Linked DNA regions of Homo sapiens: all the other regions are linked to region 2. Evidence: chromatin contacts called from ENCODE Hi-C or POLR2A ChIA-PET data. All regions are on one chromosome and are shown on one strand. Each heading gives the region's core, a stretch centred on a gene start or an enhancer-like site at or near the end of the contact. The rest is flanking DNA. Distances are from core to core; before and after follow the strand shown. Region 1 overlaps MYOM1 (myomesin 1). Region 2 overlaps DLGAP1 (DLG associated protein 1). Region 3 overlaps MYOM1 (myomesin 1).

Region 1 (4,107 bases), core at 471-2,970, 490 kb before region 2:
ACAGCAATATGGCTGAATATCATGTAACATAGTTACCGAAAAAAGCCAGTTACAAAACAGTGCACAGCAGAATGATTGCTTTTATATAGAATACAAAAACAAAAAACTAATTAATGCTACTAGAAATCAGTAGTGTGTTGGGACGCAAGAAGGAGGCTTCTTGGGTGTCAATAATGTTTATTGATTTGGGTGTCAGTTACATGGGTGTGTGCAATCTACAAAAATTCACTAAAGCAATTCATTTGTAAAAGTGTGCAGTCTTTGGGAAGCCGAGGCGGGCAAATCACTTGAGGTCAGGAGTTTGAGACCAGCCTGGCCAACGTGGTGAAATACCATCTCTACTAGTAATACTAAAAATTAGCCAGGCATGGTAGCACACACCTGTAATCCCAGCTACTCAGGAGGCTCAGGCACAAGAATTGTTTGAACCCAGGAGGCGGAGGTTGCAGTGAGCTGAGATTGTGCCACTGCACTCCAGCCTGGGCGACGGAGTGAGACTCCATCTCGAAAAAAAAAAATTTGCAGTATATAATATGCACACTTTTTGTGTGCATGTTATATTATAATTTAAAAGGTTTTAGGCCAGGCATGGTGGCTTATGCATGTAATTCCTGTAATCCCAGCACTTTGGGAGGCTGAAGTGGAAGAATCACTTGAGGCCAGGAGTTTGTGACCAGCCTGGGCAATAAGCAAGACCCTGAATCTACAAAAACTACAAAAAATTAGCTGAGTGTAAACCTGTAGTCCCAACTACTTTGGAGGCTGCAGTGGGAGAATAGCTTGAGCCTGAGAGGCTGAGGCTGCAGTGAGCTATGATCGCACCACTGCACTCCAGCCTGGGCAACAGAGTGAGACCGTGTCTTAAAATAAATAAAACAAACAAACAAATAAGCTTTTTAAAAATAAATAAAACAAATAAATACATAAATAAGCTTTTTAAAAAGTTGACCACTATTGATGTAACAGAGAGGAAGGCTTTCTGTTGGGGGTTTTATTGCTGGCTATCTGTGTAGGATGAGAGCAAAACATTCTTCCTGCTAACATTCTTGCATGTTGTTAGAAGCAATATCATTATTATTATTATTATTATTATTATTATTATTATTATTATTTGAGACAGAGTTTCACTCTTGTTGCCCAGGCTGGAGTGCAATGGCATCATCTTGGCTCACTGCAAACTCCACCTCCCGGGTTCAAGTGATTCTCCTGCCTCAGCCTCCCCAGTAGCTGGGATTACAGGCACCGGCCACTACGCCTGGCTAGTTTTTTGTATTTTTAGTACAGATGGGGTTTCACCATGTTGGTCAGGCTGATCTCGAACCCCTGACCTCAGGTCATCCACCTGCCTTGACCTCCCAAAGTGCTGGGATTACAGGTGTGAGCCACTATGCTCGGCCTGCAATATCATTGTATTGAACGATCATTATATTTAAGTGTTTTATTCAATGTCATAAACAAACATGGCTCTTGCCTTGGAAGAATTTATAATATAAATCATGAAAGGAAACTTCTGACAAGTAAGAGCTGAAAGCCTCCCTTTTTCTGACTGTTCCATATCTGGTTAAGCCTCACAGCCCTCGGAGAGTGGACTACGCAGGCGGGCCTCTCCCTGGGACCCTGTCTTCTGGGTCTGTACGTGGCGCCTGGATTCTTCACCACTTCCTCATGTTCTCAGTAGCCAGTGGCTATGGTGCTGGACCAGGCTTTTCTACTTAAACCATTTTCTGCCCAAAAGAGGAACTGGGTTTCACTTGTTTCCCTTTCAGACAGCCCACTTCGCACGCACAGATGACGTCAATAACCCTGATTAACATAGCTGACACAGAGAATTGACTATGAGCCAGGCAATGCTCTAAGCGCTTTATGCATACATTGGTAAGTTCAGTTCTCACAACCACCGTATGAGATAGTGCTGTTTTTAACCTCATTTTCCAGATGAAGAAACCAAGGCATGGGGGTTTCAGGAACTTGCCCAGTCACACAGCCAGGAACAGCAGAGGAGGGATTTGAACCGGCAGCCTGGCTGCTGACCCACATGATGCTTCCATTTTCCAATTGTTCTGTCTGCATTTCATTTCTTCAGACTTGTGGACACGATCATAAGGAGGTTTGGGAGTAGGGAACATGATGGAAAGGGAGAGGAAGGAAGAATACTGGCTTCAGTCAGCTCCTTCCTTTCCCCAGCTCTCTCTCTCACATACACATACACCCCTCCGTCCCTAAAGCACGTTATTCATTTTCTACACTTAAAACAAACAAACACTCTCCTCCATATAACAGAACCCGAACTCATCCTTCAAGATTCAGATCAAATGCAACTTCTTCAATAAACTCTTCCCTAAAATATGACACAGTATGAATCGTTCCTGCCTCTCTGCATCAGGGTTCCTTGCTTCAAGTTACTAAATATAACATTTATCAAAATTATGGTTGGATATGTGTCTCTTCTATTATGTTGCCAAACCTTTGAGGTTGGGATTGTGTCTGATCCACATTTACTTTTTTTTTTTGAGACAGTGTCTCGCTCTGTCTCCCATGCTGGAGTGCAATGGTGTGATTATAGCTCCCTGCAACCTCCACCTCCCAGGCTCGAGCAATCTTCCCACCTCAGACTACCAAGTAGCTGGGACTACAAGTGTGCACCACCACACTCAGCTAATTTTTTCTATTTTTTGTAGAGACAGGCTCTTGCTATGTTGCCTATGCTGGTCTTAAACTCCTGGGCTCAAGCAATCCTCCCACCTCGGCCTCCCAAAATGCTAGGATTACAGCCATGAGCCACTGTGCCTGGCCTGATCCACATTTACTTCTATTCCTACTCCTGAGGAAGAATGAGTCATGGGCAAACAGCAGGCGCTCAGAATTGGTTAAATTTGGTTGAACAGAATTAGCACGTAATGCAATAGATTAATTGTAGCTTCATAATTTTTTGTCTGAGAGAACAGAGTTCTGACAAGCATATATGTCATGATATGGATGATTTTATTTTAAATAAATAGCGATGAGGTCTCACTATGTTGCTCAAGTTGGTCTCAAATTCCTGGGCTCAAGCGATCCCCCTGCCTCAGCCTCCCAAAGTTGGATGATTTTAAATAAATGCACACGAAGAAAGTAAGTTGACAGTCTCAGTTCCCTCAGATGTGAAATGGAGAGGGTGGGACTGGCTTAAGAATCGCAGCTGTGTGGCAGGTGCAGCAACATAACCTTCTCCAAACACAGAAGACCCTGCAAGTTGATGCAGTGCTATTTCCTGCCAGCAGCTTCAGACAGCTGTCTCAACATGGCTCGAGCAGACAGGACTATCTGATCAGAGATGGCCTGGAAAAAGAAATCCACTGGCCACTTCTAATCTCCCGCATTCCCCGTTTAGATGAAGTACAGGGTAGAACATGTTAATTGGCATGCTCTTCTTCTATAATTGGTTTAGGTAATTTCACACTGGACTCAAGCTCACTCTGGCTCTGCTCTTTCTTGTGCTGGAGGGTTTTCAGTGGTTCCTCTTTGCCTAAGAAAAGCGCTGTGATACCAACGGCTGTGACATGTGCTGTTTGACCAAATGACTCAGTGACACTCAATTCGGCTTCGGATCAAAAGTATTGCTCATATCTCTATAAAATTTTCATTACAAAGTATTCTGCAGGTCAGCAGTGGCAGTTCATGCCTGTAATCCCAGAACTTTGGGAGGCTGAAGCAGGAGGATCGTTTGAGGCCAGGAGTTCGAGACCAGCTGGGTAACATGGCAAGACTCCATGACTGTAAAAAATGAATTTTTAAAAATAAAATAAAAAACTATTTTGCAGCTCCCATAGTTGCTTCACCATCCTTTCTTTCCATTACTACTCAATTTAGCACCCTAATACCTTTTCCCCAGCTAACAACTTTTCTATTATCACCACATGGCAAGAGAAATGGGTTTAAAATACACACACACCACACATCACTTTGACTGCAGAGCTTGTAGTCTTTTCTCTGGAGCTCCAGATACCAATGTGAGAAATTCTTCATTTAAAGCGGTGGTCAAGGATTAAGTCAGAAAGGTATTTGATTCTATTCTCCAAAGAATTCCACCCAGTGAGGCATTTAGGTTTGCAGTCACTTGAGACTGGC
Region 2 (4,163 bases), core at 293-2,792:
GCATACATTTTCTGACTACACATGTGCCCTGTCCCTTAGCTCTTGGTACTCCAGCCACATCACCCTTTCAGTTCTACTAATATTGAATGCAGAATTAGCACGTGCCATCCCTCACCCTTCTTGATCCTTTGACTCTTAGCTAATGAGGATTTTCTCAGGGAAGTTCTCCCTGAGCCTCTAGATTAGTCCCTTTGTTACAATAGATCCTCCCACAAGAACTGTCTCTTTCTTTCAGCGCAGTTATCTCTGTGATTATTTGATTGACGCTAGTCTCTACCCCTAGATGGTAAACTCCATGAGAACAAAGGGTAAGACTGCTTTTGATCACCAGTGAATTCCCCGAGTTCAGCACCATGTCTGGACATAGTAAGTGCAGAATAAATATTTGTTAAGAAGGTGAATGAAATATTTGAAGCAGCTGATAAAGACTCCCTTCTCACCATAGCTTTTAATAACCATGTCAATATTCTTTTCTTTGCACCTTGTGAAAATCTGGGTTCTCAGCCATTGTAACTGGGAAAGACTGTGACTTAATATGAGGCCACTGGTCCTACTATGCTATTGTCTGTGACGGCAGCTAAGCACAACTGAAGTTGCTGGAGTTCCTTTTTGTAACCGCTGGGGAAGAGGAAGCACAAGAGAGCCTCTGGGTGTGTGGGCGCAGGAATGCATAGAGAAAAAAGTAATTAGTGCCTGTTCACATTTATGTCTTTAGTTGGAAATTAGGGAGCTCTCCTAAAAGTCTAAAGAAAATCGTGGATGCTCAAACTGTTTAAAATGTTTCTAAATTTAAGTTTAGAAACAATTTGTTACTAGATCAGGAGCTCTTCCCCCTCCCCCCAACCCCTTCCTCTAAAAATGGAAGAAATAATTGCTGCTTCCTTAGTGCTGTTAGGAAAATTCTGTACCTTCCATAACCATTGCTCTCAGTATTATTTTCTTAATACCTAATCTGAATTCCTACTGTTTTAAAATGCATTCCCCTACTTAGCTCTACGGATATGGAAAATACATGCTCCGCTGGGAATAGTCTTTCTTAAAATATATCTGCTCTGCTTAAAGATTAGTTTATCATTTTTGCCACATATAAAATAAGCTCAGGTCTCTACAAGTGCCCTTGTAATTTCCATTTCATAAATTTAAAAAATATTTTGTTTTACCTCGTTATATTTCTAATAGTGACCTCCAAATGGGTCTGTGTACGATATTTCATTAAATGGGTTTAGTAGGCTTCCAAAGGGAGAAAAGAGGATTTCCATTTCTGCATAATATTCTTGCTCTTTTAAGAAGAAAACACCTCTACAGTGGCAGGGCTAATATGTCGACAGGCATATTCCGTATCATTTATGTAAGTTAACACATTCTGAGGCTCTGCCCATTTCCACTTCTCTGATTTGTCCTCCCTCCCTGAGTGCACAATACTGCATTTGTCCCTTTTGAACATGTAACAGATTAAAGAGCTGGGCAGGAGGCAGATGTAGGGGCACCTTTGATCTCTCATCCTTGGAGGTTAAGGGAGGGCAGACACCTGGCGGCTGCCGAGCTGGAAACAAAACACAGGCCCAGACTGGAATTACCTTAAAGGGAGCCCGGCTCCAACCGCAGAGGCAGCTGGAAGCGCTGAATGGGCACCGGGGGAAGAGAGCCCCGCGGTCAGGCAGAGGACGCAACAGAGTCCTAACAATGTGATCCAGGCTACCCGAGAGCTGGTTAGAATAATCCTTCCTACGCAGAAAGACCCAGGAAACCTTCCAGGAAAGACTAGGCAGCCGCATTGAGAAAAAACGAAAAGTAAATCTTTTGCAAATAATATCACAAAACTTCCAGCTGTGCACAAATACTGAAGGGCAATTTTGATGACAATGCAGGAAGCTTTCAAAGAAAGGATTTTTAAACATATTTTTTCCTTGGCGGAACTCTTTTTAGTAAGGATTTCCACCTTTGCCCCAGGATCCTGCCAATGTTCTTAGTCAAAGCCAGACCCGAGTTTCCTAGGATTCTTCGGTGAAACTGCATTGCCCCCTGGCGTTTGTGTGCTGTCATTACGCCGCACAGATAAAGCCCATGGAACACCTACCAATCCGAGGAAGGATGCAGCTCCTGGTTTCATCTACATGGAGAAACCTCTCTTAAAACACAGGATCAGAGAATGCAGTTCTAAATGGCAAATCTAGACTTGGTTTGACAAGACATGGAATGAAACTTTGAAATTAAAACTCCTTCCTTTTCCATCCTTAGCAGAATCTCCTGAGATGTTCAAGTAGCTCTGGAAAGAAACTGATCAGATTCTAATCTGTCAATTTAAAAAGTTTTTTTTTAAACAATTTTTAAATTTGTTTTAGAGATAGGGTCTTGCTGTGTCATTCAAGCTGCAGTGCAGTGGTGCAATCATAGCTCACTGCAATCTTGAACTCCTAGGCTCAAGGGAGCCTCCTGCCTCAGCCTCCGTAGTAGCTGCAACTACAGGCGCCCACCACTACACCCTGCTAATTTTCTTATTTTTAAATTTTTTTGTTTTGTTTTAGAGATGAGGTCTCACTGTGTTGTCCAGGCTGGTACTCCTGACCTCAAGTGATCCTCCTGCTTTGGCTTCCCAAAGCTCTGGGATTACAGGCCTGAGCCACTGTGCCCGGTTGCTAATTTGTCAATTTTTTTTTTTTTGGGAGTCAGGGTCTCACTCTGTTGCCCAGGCTGGAGTGCAGTGGTGCATCTCAGCTCACTGCAACCTCCACCTCCCAGACTCAAGCGATTCTCTTGCCTCAGCCTTCTGAGTAGCTGAGATTACAGACATGCGCCACCACCACCCAGCTTATTTTTGTACTTTTAGTAGAGGCGGGGTTTTACCATGTTGGCCAGGCTGGTCTCAAACTCCTGACCTCGAACGATCCACCTGCCTCGGCCTCACAGTCAACAAATATTGACTGTGCTGCTTACCATCCATGTGAACTTGGAAAACCCTCTTAACCTTTCTTTGTCTCCTCCACTTACAAAATGAGGCTGATAATAGTAGCATATACCATCTAGTACCTAGTAAACACCCTTTAAGTGTTTGTGAATGATGAGAACTATGTGAGTTTTCCACTCCGGTGGACTAGGGAAGATTAAAAAACATTCTGTGATGTTGAAAGGGCTTGGACTTGGTTCCTGGCCAAGTCTATTAAAACCCCAAAACACAAAGAAATGCTCCAGGTACTGCGGTTTCTACCTGGCCTCAGTGCAAACCTAGAATTAAGTACATCTCTGACACTTCCAGGTCGGTGTGACTGGACCTCTGAGAATATGCTGGGGCCTGAGAGGGTCCATTCTTGTCCACACCAGGGCAGAGTTCCACCCCCAAGGCTAGGCCAGAGCCGGAATGACTCCAGGAGTAAGGCCAAGGGTGGTCTTCCTTGGCCCAGGTTCCTCTAGAATATGCCACTGTGGCATAAAAATGATTTTGAGCTGAAGGCATTTGATAAGAGGCTTATTTCTAAACTCCTTATCTGCCCCAAAGCAGAACCTCCTCCCAAAACTCAATTGTCATAAATCCCTTCCCACAGATTTTTCTGCAACCAGAGAAAGTTGACTCTAATACCAAAGAGAAGCCCACAGCACACCTAAACAGGCATTGTCACAAAACTATCATCTCCCATCTATTCTCCTAAAGGCCCATGATCTTTCTTAAAAGTAATTTATTTTTCCTTAAGTGCCCTTCTCCTCCTCCCCTTCTCTTGTTCAGATGGCACATAAGCCCCAAATTGTAAGTGCCCCCTTGAGGCATATTTTCCTGAGAACTCCCATACATAATGAACAGAAGCCTGTCTTTTCTTTTGCAGCCCCCAAAACACTGAACTTAAGAGGGTAAAGGAACAGTTTTTCCTTCCTTCGTTTCTTCTTTCCTTCCTTCCATGTTTTCTAGAGACAGGGTCTCACACTGTCATCCAGGCTGGAGTGCAGTGGTGTGATCATAGCTCACTGCAGCCTCAAAGTCCTGAGCTCAAGTGATCCTCCCCCCTCAGCCTCCAAGTAGCTAGGACTACAGGCACATGCCACCACACCCAGCTAATTTTTTTAATTTGCAAATTTTTGTAGAGATGGGGGTCTCACTGTGTTGCCCAGGCTGGGGAAAAGTTTTTCATCTTCCGTACCTTCTTCTGTGCCTTTGGCAAAATACTGGACTCCAC
Region 3 (4,286 bases), core at 1,417-3,916, 510 kb before region 2:
GGTAGAAATTCTGGAGCTGCTAGGGGTTTGGGGAGGTGGGGCTGTGGCAGAAGCTGATAGGGCCAGGACAATTCTTCAATCTACACCTGTCTCCAGAGATTCTGCCAGGACTCAGCCTCTTCTCTGTGCAGATACTGCTATGGTGACCCAGTGACACTAGAGCATCCTTCCTAACCTCATGTGGGCAGAAAGAAAGGTGGAACTCACTGCTCCTGACACTTTCCGCAGCACGTTGGAGCAGAAAGAACACAAACCTACAGCCAGGCTCACATCTGAATTCTAGTTCTGCTACTTATTACCCGCGTGATCTTAGGTGAGTTAGTGCTTCCTCACTGATATGTGGTCTCGGGCCTCATTTCCTACTTGAAATAATAGCAACGACCTTAAAGGGCGGTTATGGGTTAGTGGTTAATATATGCGAAGTGTTTAGAACAGTGCCATGCACACAGTAAATGCTTAATAAATAATAGCCACAAGGTGGGTATTTTCACTATGACTAAGGCCAGAGGAGAACAAAATGTACTTATTGTCCCTGGCCTTTCACTGGTCAAAGTTTAAAAATCCCCTGGAAATGTGCCAAAGACAATAAAGCACAAAAAAGAATATATCTAAACCTTCACAATTCATCACTACTAAATGATGAAATGTTGTGGAAGCATTAGTTCACATGGATGGTTAAATAGTATATAATTTATTAGAAATATTTCTTACAAATAGTTCTGAGCACAATTGCATGTATTTATGTACTGCGAAGTTCAACACACCCTTGGTGCAAACCCATTGTGCTAATATGACACAGATTATCCATCTCTAGTGATTTCTACAATGAGATTTCATTACTCAAAAATGAAAAGAGAATTGGAACAACGATCTGAATAGAAACCAAGTCAGAGAACAATGTTATTTAGGCCAAATCTAAATTTGCTGTCTGTATCGTCCAAACTCATGTCATAATTAATGTGTAAAGCCCAGTTACTATAAATATCAGAGCCTCTAAGTTTTGGAGAATATAGACAAGAACTTATAGATAGTGAATAATTTGCTTCTATTGATTTTTTGTTGTTACTTCTTTGTATAACTTGAAAACACATCCTGAGGTAGAAATAAGACTTTGGTAGTATTACCAAAGTAAATATTCTTAAATTATTGACATATTAGGAATATGGACATTATGCTGAATTCCAATGATTTCATTTCCAAGGTGGCCTCTATGAGGTCTACAAATTCATAGCATTCTTGCCAAATTAGTGACATAAGCTGGTAGCCAAATTTAAAAAAATTCATCTTTGGAATTTAGGTAAATATTTAATTCATTTTTGGAACTTTTACCTAAATTCCAAAAAAGAATTTTTTGAATTTGACTACCAGCTCATGTTACTAATTTGGCAAGAATGCTATGAATTCGTAGACCTAATAGAGACCTAACAGAGGCCATCTTGGAAATGAAATATATATATATGTATATATATCTACCTACCTATTTACCTAAGTTCCAAAGATGAATTTTGTGACACTATGATATGAGCTGTCACATTTGTCTGCTGGGGAGTGACCCACTCCATCTGCAGGTACTAACTGCTGTAAAAGCACTCAATTAGAAATCAGCGTTTCTAAGTACCTACTCAATACACACACACACACACACACACACACACACACACATTTATAATGGGTATATATACCCATTTTATATATATATGTAGGTACCATTATATGTATGTGTATATATGTATGTATGTATATGTTTGTGTAGATATATACATACAGAGAGAAAGAGAGAGCGAGAGACTGAGACAGAGACAAATAGAGAAAAAGAAAGATGAAGAGAGATACAGAAATAGAAAGAGGAGGAGAGGAAAGCCAGAAAAGAAAATATTTCCACTAGAAATGATGGGAGAAATCAAGCACGCATCTCTATGACCAAATAACTGTAATTGATGTTAGCCTAAGCACTAACTTATCAATAAAATATCCGAGAATAGGACTCCCTCCATCGACAGCTGGCTGTTTCCAGGAGATGATGATATAATCTTTGTTGGCCTCCAAGCACTTCACATCCAAGGGAGCAGCTGGGGCTCCTTCAATCTCTGCATCAGCATCTGTGGAGACAGAGAAGGATCCCATTAACCCTCTCAGACATGCTGTCAGTCGGCAGGCAGGTCTCAGCGCACACGCTTCTTACCACATCATCACAGTGGCTCAATCTTTGGCCCCAACGCAGCAAGCATCAAATCTTGCTATTTTTTTTTTGAGACGGAGTCTCGCTCTGTCACCCAGGCTGGAGGGCAGAGGTGGGATCTCAGCTCACTGCAAGCTCCACCTCCCGGGTTCACGCCATTCTCCTGCCTCAGCCTCCTGAGTAGCTGGGACTACAGGCACCCGCCACCACGCCCAGCTAATTTCTTTTTGTATTTTTGGTAGAGATGGGGTTTCACCGTGTTAGCCAGGATGGTCTTGATCTCCTGACCTTGTGATCCGCCCGCCTCGGCCTCCCAAAGTGCTGGGATTACAGGCGTGAGCCATCACACCCGGCCAAATCTTGCTATTTGTTGACCAACATAACAATGTGTGTTTTTCACCTTCAGCAGGAAGAACATTGTGTCAGAAAATAGAAAGTGCTCTGAAAAGAACCCATGACCTTTGCCTCATGGTCCCTGTGGCCCAAAATGTTCCAAAAGAAAATTAATATAGAGATGCTGAAGATTGCATTCAGACAAGTCAGTTGTGCCAGAAAGTCTGTTCTCATGACATTGATTGTGCAACGTTGCTAAGAAAAACTAAGAAAGGCTCCCAAGGGAGACAAATACCCCTTCTGGAGGCATCCACAAGAAAATACGAGTCATAGAGCTTTGCCAGTCCCTAGGCAAGACACTACCATTTTGAAAGAGAAAACATTCGTTTTAATCAAATGATTGTTACCAAACTGAACACTTAGGAAAAGAACTCCAATGCAATACTCACATCTGAGCTCAGTTTATCTGAGTTTAGTAAAAGTCCGGGATAATACAGGAAACACTACAATCCCTTTTTATGAAATGGGATCCCCTGACCACACGGCCCCTCAGGCACAGCTGAATTAGTGAATCAGGGCTGTTTATAGGAGGGAGAGAAGGGGGAATGAAAATATTCAGTTAGTAACCTTTTAAGTGAGAATAATTAAGACAAGAGGCAGGGTCCCTGGGGGTGGAGGCCCACATTTGCCAATTCCTCCTGGCATTTGACCAACGCTTTCATAAACGGAGTTAGTAGAAGAGGCTGAGACATGCAGGAGCCACTCACTCAAGGGAAAGCACCCATGTCGACCAAACAAACACTTTCTTTCCCTATGATCTACATTCTGTAACTCTTATGAGTTACAAGGACATTTGATAACATAGCAGAAATATCTGTCTACTTCTGCATTTAATAGATTTGCATTATCTGTGAAGAGCTCAAGCCACTTGGGTTTTGAACATTCTGTTTCTTGTTCTGTGAACCAGCAGGAAAGCATCTAGGCAAATATCTCCTGCAGAAGTGCTATAGGAGAATGTAACTAACTCATTGTGCCTAAAACTTAATGCAGAATCTCTGCGTGCCACTCAGTGGGAAATGAGCATTTTGATGAGGAGACACTTCTTTCTTTTTTTTTTTTTTTGAGACAGAGTCTTGCTCTGTCACCCAGGCTGGAGGGCAGAGGTGGGATCTCAGCTCACTGCAAGCTCCACCTCCCGGGTTCACGCCATTCTCCTGCCTCAAGCCTCCTGAGTAGCTGGGACTACAGGCGTGCACCACCTATGCCCGGCTAATTTTTTTTGTATTTTTAGTAGAGATGGGGATTCACCGTATTAGCCAGGATGGTCTCGAACTCCTGACCTTGTGATCCGCCCGCCTCGGCCTCCCAAAGTGCTGGGATTACAGGCGTGAGCCACCGCGCCCGGCGAGACACTTCTTTCCTTCCAGGCTTTCAGAGCACTGGATGGCGGAGAGTGGGGCTGCTGATGGCAAAGGCAGAGCAGAGCTGCAGAGGAGGTGGGGATGCTGAGGCTGACATGCTTGGGCTGCAAAAGAGGCACTGCTAGAAAGCCATCAGCTACAAGAGGGACAGCTGGCAACCTCTAGCCATGTCCTTTTGCTAACGGCCTATACCACAACAACCAGGAGCCCCTGCATTGATAGAGCAGAGCTCAGTGAGCTGGGCATCCATGGCATAGATGCACGATGGCAGGAATACGCTGTAATGGAGCCTGGCAGACAGCGGGCATTCAGGGAGCCATTGTTCAACATTTGTATAGCATTGCTTGGAACTG

Evidence for each region. Hi-C counts contacts between places; a loop is a spot of excess contacts on that map. ChIA-PET counts read pairs that join two places held with the same protein, here RNA polymerase II (POLR2A). Pooled maps may share reads with other maps.
Region 1: a map of GM12878 shows a loop between it and region 2 (6-fold over the local background). The contact joins two enhancer-like sites. A Hi-C loop is called at or near these places in 1 of 168 maps with a recorded cell type or tissue (GM12878) and 3 of 50 pooled maps. POLR2A ChIA-PET finds 5 or more read pairs at or near these places in 2 of 52 experiments (Panc1 and activated T-cell).
Region 3: a map of CD8-positive, alpha-beta T cell shows a loop between it and region 2 (4-fold over the local background). The contact joins two enhancer-like sites. A Hi-C loop is called at or near these places in 1 of 168 maps with a recorded cell type or tissue (CD8-positive, alpha-beta T cell), 2 of 37 single-sample maps with no recorded cell type and 9 of 50 pooled maps. POLR2A ChIA-PET finds 5 or more read pairs at or near these places in 1 of 52 experiments (PC-9).

The regions. Positions count from the first base shown.
Region 1 is chr18:3,176,376-3,180,482 of GRCh38, forward strand. The region is part of intron 5 of MYOM1 (myomesin 1); the gene reads right to left. Among named protein-coding and RNA genes, the nearest start is that of MYOM1, 42 kb to the right of the region's middle. RefSeq lists enhancers at 1,425-1,544, 1,565-1,954. Within about 2 kb of position 1,721, at least 14 of the 41 ENCODE cell types and tissues checked have a DNase peak (open chromatin) inside an H3K27ac peak, as active enhancers do.
Region 2 is chr18:3,664,434-3,668,596 of GRCh38, forward strand. All of the region lies in intron 7 of DLGAP1 (DLG associated protein 1), which reads right to left. Among named protein-coding and RNA genes, the nearest start is that of DLGAP1-AS6, 13 kb to the left of the region's middle. RefSeq lists a silencer at 1,336-1,630. Within about 2 kb of position 1,543, at least 32 of the 41 ENCODE cell types and tissues checked have a DNase peak (open chromatin) inside an H3K27ac peak, as active enhancers do.
Region 3 is chr18:3,152,990-3,157,275 of GRCh38, forward strand. MYOM1 (myomesin 1) reads right to left here. Exons shown (of 38, transcript NM_003803.4): 11 at 1,958-2,099. Among named protein-coding and RNA genes, the nearest start is that of MYOM1, 65 kb to the right of the region's middle. RefSeq lists an enhancer at 155-244. Within about 2 kb of position 2,667, at least 6 of the 41 ENCODE cell types and tissues checked have a DNase peak (open chromatin) inside an H3K27ac peak, as active enhancers do.